Regions from separate parts of the Mus musculus genome. Here regions 1 and 2 are each linked to region 3. The links are chromatin loops, found by intact Hi-C in ENCODE. Cell type or tissue: left cerebral cortex. All regions are shown on one strand.

The links. Peaks named below come from ENCODE experiments on the same cell type or tissue, not always from the same donor. Only the 100,000 strongest peaks of a DNase experiment are listed, where the experiment ranks them.
Region 1: it touches region 3 in a loop (3-fold over the local background); 1 of 42 quality-filtered maps calls a loop at or near these places.
Region 2: a loop joins it to region 3, with 2.6 times the contacts of the local background. A loop is called at or near these places in 1 of 42 quality-filtered maps.

Annotation. Positions count from the first base shown.
Region 1 is chr11:107,024,760-107,027,259 of GRCm38, reverse strand. 1810010H24Rik (RIKEN cDNA 1810010H24 gene) reads right to left here and starts at 1,391. Exons shown (of 4, transcript NM_001372502.1): 1 at 1,291-1,391. The coding sequence starts at 1,366. In left cerebral cortex, no CTCF peak of the experiment used is centred here; a DNase peak (open chromatin) is centred at 1,194; H3K4me3 peaks cover 937 bases; H3K27ac peaks cover 357 bases.
Region 2 is chr11:106,255,509-106,258,008 of GRCm38, reverse strand. It overlaps Ftsj3 (FtsJ RNA methyltransferase homolog 3 (E. coli)), which reads left to right and starts at 1,925. Exons shown (of 21, transcript NM_025310.3): 1 at 1,925-2,248; 2 at 2,332-2,424. The coding sequence starts at 2,358. It overlaps Psmc5 (protease (prosome, macropain) 26S subunit, ATPase 5), which reads right to left and starts at 1,824. Exons shown (of 11, transcript NM_008950.1): 1 at 1,795-1,824; 2 at 1,090-1,161. The coding sequence starts at 1,818. In left cerebral cortex, CTCF peaks have their summits at 1,075 and 1,745; DNase peaks (open chromatin) are centred at 1,060, 1,903 and 2,124; H3K4me3 peaks cover 1,853 bases; H3K27ac peaks cover 1,169 bases.
Region 3 is chr11:106,787,885-106,790,384 of GRCm38, reverse strand. Ddx5 (DEAD box helicase 5) reads left to right here and starts at 1,891. Exons shown (of 13, transcript NM_007840.3): 1 at 1,891-2,112. The coding sequence starts at 2,069. Cep95 (centrosomal protein 95) reads right to left here and starts at 1,133. Exons shown (of 20, transcript NM_177088.3): 1 at 1,008-1,133. The coding sequence starts at 1,026. In left cerebral cortex, a CTCF peak has its summit at 1,017 (motif pointing right); DNase peaks (open chromatin) are centred at 1,193, 1,475 and 1,783; H3K4me3 peaks cover 2,364 bases; H3K27ac peaks cover 2,002 bases.

The DNA.
Region 1 (2,500 bases), 240 kb before region 3:
TTACACTGTCATCTCGGCAAGGCAGCATCAAGAATTTGTGAGTGGATTTTTTTATCTGGCTTCTTGGACACCACTTAGTAGTAAACAACAGCTTAGAAGGGGTTTTTAAAGCTTGGCTGGGAGGCAGAGGCCCCTGAGTAATTATAAAAGCATTACCCCTCCCCATTAGGAAATCTCCCGAATATCAATACACCTTTTTAAATTTTATTAATGATTTTCTTCAGCTCTGCATACAGGTTGGAGCACAGCTTCAAGTCTGGGCAACTTTGCATGTCCAGGGATGCAATCTCACCACCTCCCAGTGCTCCTTCAGCCAAGCACAGCCCCACAACCTACTTTCCCTCGTTTGCATTAAAGAGCTTGTTGTGCCCCTTGCAGCCTTGACAGCACTTCCTTTATAATGATGCATCTTGCCAAATGAATAATCTTAAAAAATCAGCTTTCTCCCAGCAGGAATGGTTAGTTACACAGTTTGTGTTTTTGCAAAGCCATTGGATCTGACTCCCTCCCTATGTTAAACCTGCACACCATGCATAGCCGATAGATAAAGTTCTGGTGGCTATCCAACTCCTGTCAACTGTTGACCTCAGCTGCTTCCCCTCTAGACCACCATCTGTTGTCATGGAAAAGATGGTCTAATGTGGAGTTAAATGCCAATGAAGTCGTTCAATTTCCGTGTGGAACAACAACAATAAAATGACCTAAAATAAATTGCCCAGTTAGGTGTGGAAGCTATTATTCCCAGAGACAGTAAGATGAGCAAAATATCCTAACAATAGCAAAACAAAAACACCACCTGGCCAAGACTGCCTGATTTGTGTGTGTGTGTGTGTGTGTGTGTGTGTGAGAGAGAGAGAGAGAGAGAGAGAGAGAGAGAGTGTTATCAAGGTTCAGGTATACCAGAGGCTATACCAGAGCTGCGAGAGAGGAGTAGAATGCCCAGAGTTGTCGCACCATTGCTGGCCTGTGTCACCATCCCAAGCCTGGGAGCCTGTCCACAGCGCGCCGCGACCCCTTTTGACACTTTCCCTCCTCCGGATGCAGCTATTTAACATGCAAAGTTTTCTCCAGCTTGCCTGGCTCGCACGAGATCATTTCAGCAGCTGAACCCGTCTTTCCTTCTGAAAAGGCTGCCAAGGGACATGAAATATTGGGAGACCCTTGTCGCTGCTTTCTGGCACGCACGCAGACCCGGAGTCGCCTGTCCCGCAGGCTCTGACCCTTGGCTCGTCCCGCCCTGCGTCTCGCCCCTTTCCCAATCCCTGGGGCGCTGCATTTTAGCGACCTCACCTTTTCTCTCCGCCACCGGGGCTTCGGGGGACCATCCGACGATCAAACAGAGAAGCCAGAGGGCTCGAGCTGTCATTTTTGTAGACAGGGTTCCCCAGGCTGGAAAACGCAGCGAGGGCTTTGGCTCGCTTCCTCTCCCCCCACACACACCCCCACCCCCGTTCATGCTAATGAGGGGCAGCCTTTGGGGAAACGAGCATAGCTGGCTGCACAGACCATTGAAACAAAACGGAGCGGCGGGGATCTCTCCCTCTTTCCGAGGGGGGTCGGATGTGTGGTCCGGACTGGGCTCTGTGGGCCAGGAGAACAGCACGGCCTTGAGCTCTTGCTCCGGGTGGGTGGTGTGCTTGGGGTGAGGTGACAGGCTAGGGGAGAGTGAGGGTTTTGAGGGGGCTGAAGGAACGCGAGTGATGAAATCAACAACAAATAAATTAGCGCTTAGAATAGCTTGAGCTTGTTGAGGGGAGGGGACTCCGGATGACAAAAAAACGCATTCCAGGACCTGTGAGGCAATTGCCTGACAAACCAAGTTTGGCAAAGCTGTTTGACTGTATATGCAATCTTGATATTCTAGAGTCAGAAACGGGCCGGGGGGTCGGGGGGGGGGGTGTGAGCAAATTTTTTTTTTCTTGACAGCCCTCTCCTCTGCCCCCTTCCCATTCTCCTTCCCTCTTTTCTCCCTCCACCCATCCATTGATAACTAGTATTCAGTTGGCCACATTCACCAAGTGTATACTGAATGCCTAAAGATTGGCAAACCACCTTTCCAATGCTGGGGGCATCTCACTGCTTGGGAACAGGCAGTTTTTATTGTGTCTAAGAAAAGCAAACTCCTTTGCTGCTTATGTTCAGCTTCCTGACACAGCATCACAGCTCGATCGGTCCTGAGGGAAAGGCTTTTCCACTCAGATGAAATAAAACCGTCATTTGTCAAGGGGTGGGGGTGGGGAGATTAGGGTATCATTTCTCCAGAACAGGTCTGAAGCCTCGGGACTAATTCTCGGTCCACAGCTTCAAACCCAAACAGATGCACGAAGGCGCGAATGGCTTGGTGTGAGGTACACAGAGTTGCTGAGGAAGCCTCAGGGTTCTGCGTCACTGATCCAGGGGCCTGACGCTAGAGTGCTGGTGGACTGAGTAGAGTCTTGGGGGTCTCAGAAACTACAGAGTGGGAACACTCAGGCAGACAGAGGCAGGTCTCCATCTTCTG
Region 2 (2,500 bases), 530 kb after region 3:
CTTCATTTCAGACCCAGGAGGGATGAAATCACATAGAGAAGCATTAAAAAGGGATAAAAACCATACTGGGTGTGGAGGCTCATGCTTTTATCCCAGCACCTGGGAGGCAGGCGAATTCTGAGACTGAGTCCAGCCTGGTCTACATGGGGAGTTGTGGGTCAGTTGCGGGTACATGGTGAGACATTTGTCTAAAGAAGAAAAAGTAAACTAAACGGAAGAACTGCAAATGTGCCTGAGGTTCAGGCATTCTCTCTGCGGCTTCCCTCCCAAACCCATTCTCGCTCCCACTCCCACCTTTGGCCAGTGGTTCCTCTGTAGGTGGTTTTGTTTTCCAGACAGGGCTGTACGTAATCCAGACTGGCTTCAAACTCAAAACACTGCTCCTGCCTCGGCTCTGGAGTGGCAACCTTACAGGTGTAATATTTGACTCTTGGGCCCGGAGAGGTGGATAAATGAGCCAGCCGCTCCTCTAGAGAACCTGGGTTCGATTCCCAGCACCCACATGGCCGCTCACAACTTTCTATAACTCCACTTCTAGGGCATCCTACACTGTCTTCTGGCCTTCACAGGCAAATGTAGGGCACAGACATTGGATGCAAGCAAAACACCCAAACACATAAAACGAAAAACCTGGAAAAGCAAGCAAGCAAGCACACAAACAAAAAATCCTAACTAAACACTATTCCCATCAAAGAGATTATCAATCTACCTTACACAGCTTGGTACCTCCTGACTACAAAGGAGCTGGAGAGATGGCTCAGCAGTCAAGAGGGTTTCTTACTGCTTTTGCAGAGGGCCTGGGTTTAGTTCTCAGCACCTGTAGTAGCTCATAACTATTTGTACGTAACTCAAGTTTCAGGGGATCCACTGCCCTCTTCTGACTTGCACAGACATCTGTATATATGTGATACACATAAGCTTACGCAGGCATATATACATATACACATAAGAAACAGACAAGCAAAGAGCTGCAAACGAACAACATTGGAAAAGAACTCTTTGCTGCACTCCCAGTGGAAAAAGGACACAGAGAAATCTGCACCTACCAGCTCCCGTCCTCCACTAGCTCCCTTTGCTGTCTGTACTCACCTGGAGTTCTTCAATCTTGGACAGATAATATTGACGGAGTCCACTGCCTGCCTTCCCCTCTTCCAGTTCCATCTGAAGACAAGTGTAAGTGTTAAAAAAAAAAAAGAAGAAAAGAAAAGAAAAGAAAAAGAAAAGGCATAAAGTACTAAAGGGTAAAGCCAAAGTATTTTCGAGGCACTCTACCATATAGCTTAAGAAACAAGGTCAGGAAAATACCATTCCCTTTTCCTCAGAAACTGGTATCTCGATGGGCGAGGTCTGTGTGTTTGAACTTCGGAGGCTTAGTTCTTGGTTCTAAGCCTTCATTTCTGAATCCACTACAAGGATGCAATTACCGCCTACCTTCGAGGACTTTTAGGAGTCTCAAGGGGCCATATACCCACCGAGCGCACTGCCCTGTGGCTAGAGCTACACATCCCCAGGGTTTAACTACTACAGACAAAGGCAGAACAGAGGGACCAAGTCCAGGTCGAAGCCCAGGCCATTCCGGCTTGCCAGCTTCATTCAGTTTCCACCCACCCCTGTCCTGCTTTCCTCAGGGCGGCGCTGACACAGCAGATCCAGTCCCAGGCAGAGTCCGGTCTGACGTGATCCACCCACCCCTGATCCACTGGACCCTCTCGCTCGTGGCCACCCCTCACTTCAGATTTTGTGCACTCCACACTCAGCTTGGATGCCGCCCAGCCGCCGCGGCAGAATCCTTACCTGCTCTGGCCCATCAAGCGCCATCTTCCCTCTCTCGGCAGGGATCGCCGGCATCCAAGTCACTCTATCGCGCAGGCGCGGAGGCGAAAGCATGCGCCCTGGGTCACCACCGAGAACAGTTCCGGGTCAATGGGCGGGGTGTGTGGCGATACAAACACAGTGGCTGTATTAGTAGAGGCTCTACTGGAGGTCACTAGTTTTGTGAAGAGATATAGAACTTCTGGTTGATGCTTCCTAGCGTTTAGGATACGAGTTATTGCACTCTACTTCCTAGCCTCTACTTTTAACTTGTAAGGCCTGCTGACAAAAAAATTTTGGCCACACTCAAAATGGCGGAAATCATGACGCCAGGAATGTAGGAAACGCGCGCAGAAGCGGAAGTACGATTACTGCCTACATGTGCTGCTTCCTAAGAGTTGAAAACCTGCGGAGTTAAGGGCTATCTAACGTCTGGGTAAGTGATTGCTCCACCGCCTGAGGAACCGAAGCGAGATCCAGTGCTCGGAAAGACGATCTCACCTTTTTCTTTCTCCCCAGAGTGAGTGATACTCCCCCATCCCGCCATGGGCAAGAAAGGCAAAGTAGGCAAGAGCCGGCGGGACAAGTTCTATCACTTGGCCAAGGAGACTGGTGAGTGGGTTCGCGCTGAGGAACAACATCCCCGTCTTTTCGCTTCTTCTAGTCCCGAGTTCCTTTTCCTTCGAGG
Region 3 (2,500 bases):
CTGTAAATGATAATCTAAAAGTTGCTAGAAACTAACGGAGGTGGCTCAGAATTCCCAATAGTTTTAGACATGTTTTTACCCAATTATCTTGTGTAAGTTAAGATCTCTCGGGTGCCCAAATAAGGGATTAATTTAGGCTGTTAGGAACTTGAATAATGACAACACCGACACTAATGCATTTGTTAGTTTTCCTTTTATTATATTTGATGTATACGAAGGTAAAAAATGAAGAAAAAAAAAACCCAAATCGCTAAGTTCTAAATTAGCACATTAATTGTTTTCCAAAACCAGCTCTTGCCCTTCCCTAGATAGTGCAGGACTAAGGTTAAGGATTTCAGCAATAATTCCAAAACTTGAAACCCCTGAATCTTGAAATGACTGGAACTGGCCACATTTCCAGTACTGACACACGCTCTGGAGACAATAGTCTGAATATGTCATGCCCAGTATGCCCTCTTCCCGATGCCTATGTCGCACAGCTGACCAAGCCATGACAACCATTTTGGAAAGAGAGGAAAGCGTCCTAGACAACCGAATCAATTGGCTTTTCAAAGGCAGTACTAGAAAATGCCAGTTACTCTAGAGGGCATCAAAAGAACTTATGAGTGCTATGCCTCAAAAAGGAAAAAAAAATCAATATAAAGATAAGTTCTGCCTTAGTCCAAACAAAGCAAGGGGAAAGAGAGACAGTCTGTGGATAGATACCCCACAAAAATTCGGATCCAAGAAAGGATCTTGACTGCTCTATATAGACAGGATGCGGGTGTCCCAGGCTCGACAAAGAGTTCCTATCTCATCCCAAGTCTCAGTTCCACGTCTGGAAACCGCAAGAGGTTTCGAGGCTGAGACCCTAAATTCATAGAACCCCCCCCCCCACCGCGCGCGCGACTGCAACTAGTGTCCGACAGTCCCGAGCCTCCGCAGCGGCGCAGACGCGGTTCAGATTCAGCCCAAGGTCCGCGGAATGCTGCAGTACAAAACCACCAGGGCTCCAGGCCGAGACTCACCAGCCTCTGAGCTGGCCATACTGCCAGGAGAGGTCGCGGCCGGACTCCAAGACGAGAGCGCGGGCGACGGTGTCCCAGAAGGGTCGAACTCGGTCGAGCCGACGGGAGGAGGAGGGGGCAGACACTAGCGAGCGGGGAAGGAGGGGTGGAAGAGGGAGGGACGTTAAAACGGCTTCTCGACGCTGATTGGACAGCAGAGGAGCACTTCCTCGCAGCACGCGCTGAGGCGGCAGTTTGCGGGCTCCAGATACCATTCCCCGCGGTCAAGATCCCGCTTACGGGTTCTCAGATCGGCGGGCAGGGCAGCCAGGTCACCCAGCAGCCCGGCCGATCTCCCCGGGGGCGTTGGAGCCGCGCTTCCGGTGAGTTGGTGGTTTGGTGTTCCTCCGCCGAGAGACCAAGCGAGGAAGTAGTGCGATCCGCCTTGCCCTGGGTCCGATCACGTGATGAGGCCAAGCTCCGCCTCCCTGGTCTCCTTCGGTTATGGGCGTGGGGGGAGTCTGTGGAGACGTAAACATCTTCAAGTAGAGTCGGTGGAATGGCTGGCGCTGGCCATTTTAAGGACCGTCTGGCCACGGGGAAGCAGCTTGTCTGAGGTGTAGCGAGACGAGAGACGGCGGTGTCGCCAAAAGGGCGTCGGGGCGAGGCATTCTAGTGGTGTCACCCAGTCGTGAAGCGAGTAATAAACGGGCGCCGGGGAGGGAGCGCCCGCCCGCGGAGGGGGAGGGGCGAGAACATGGCGGATTCCGGAACCCGGGCGGGCGGGCGTTGAGGGCCTCCGAGCCAGGGGGGCGGGGTGATTAGGTCATAGAGCGGCTCCCAGCGTGCTTTGCGGCGAGGAGGCGGTCCAGACTATAAAAGCGGCTGCCGGGACGCAGCCGGCACCTCATTCATTTCCATCGGTCCTTGCCCTCGCAGCTCCGGCCCTCGACACCACCGGCCCCTCCGCTGGTGACGCCCCCGCAGAGGCTTCGCCGTCGCCGAGGCCTTCTCTCCGCGACTCGTCGCCGCAGGATTCTACTTTCACTGGGTTCCGCCCGCACACCGCCACCATTGACGCCATGTCGAGTTATTCTAGTGACCGAGACCGCGGCCGGGATCGAGGGTGAGTGTGACAAGAGACCTGTCAGGCCGGGTGGGGGATGGGAGAGCGGCGCGGCCGAAGGCTCGCCTTCCCAACCGACCTTTAGATTTTTTTTTTTCCCTTCCTGAAAGGAGGCCTGGCTTTTGTCACACGTCCGGTTAAAAGCCGTTAAAGGCTACGCTTCGGGTAATGGCGTTCAACCTTTTTTTTTTTTTTTTTTTTTTTTTTTTTGGTCCGGGAGGGTGGGCCGGGACCCGGGGCGGCCCGGCGACCTCGCGGCTGTTGAGGGAAACCCGGAGGAGTGTTTTCGGTCGGGAAGCGCCGCGCCTTTGAGGCGGTTCCCGGCGTCGTTTGCGCAATCTTTCGTTGGGTTGTTTTTTGAGGGGGGCCCCCCCTTCCGGTATCCCCG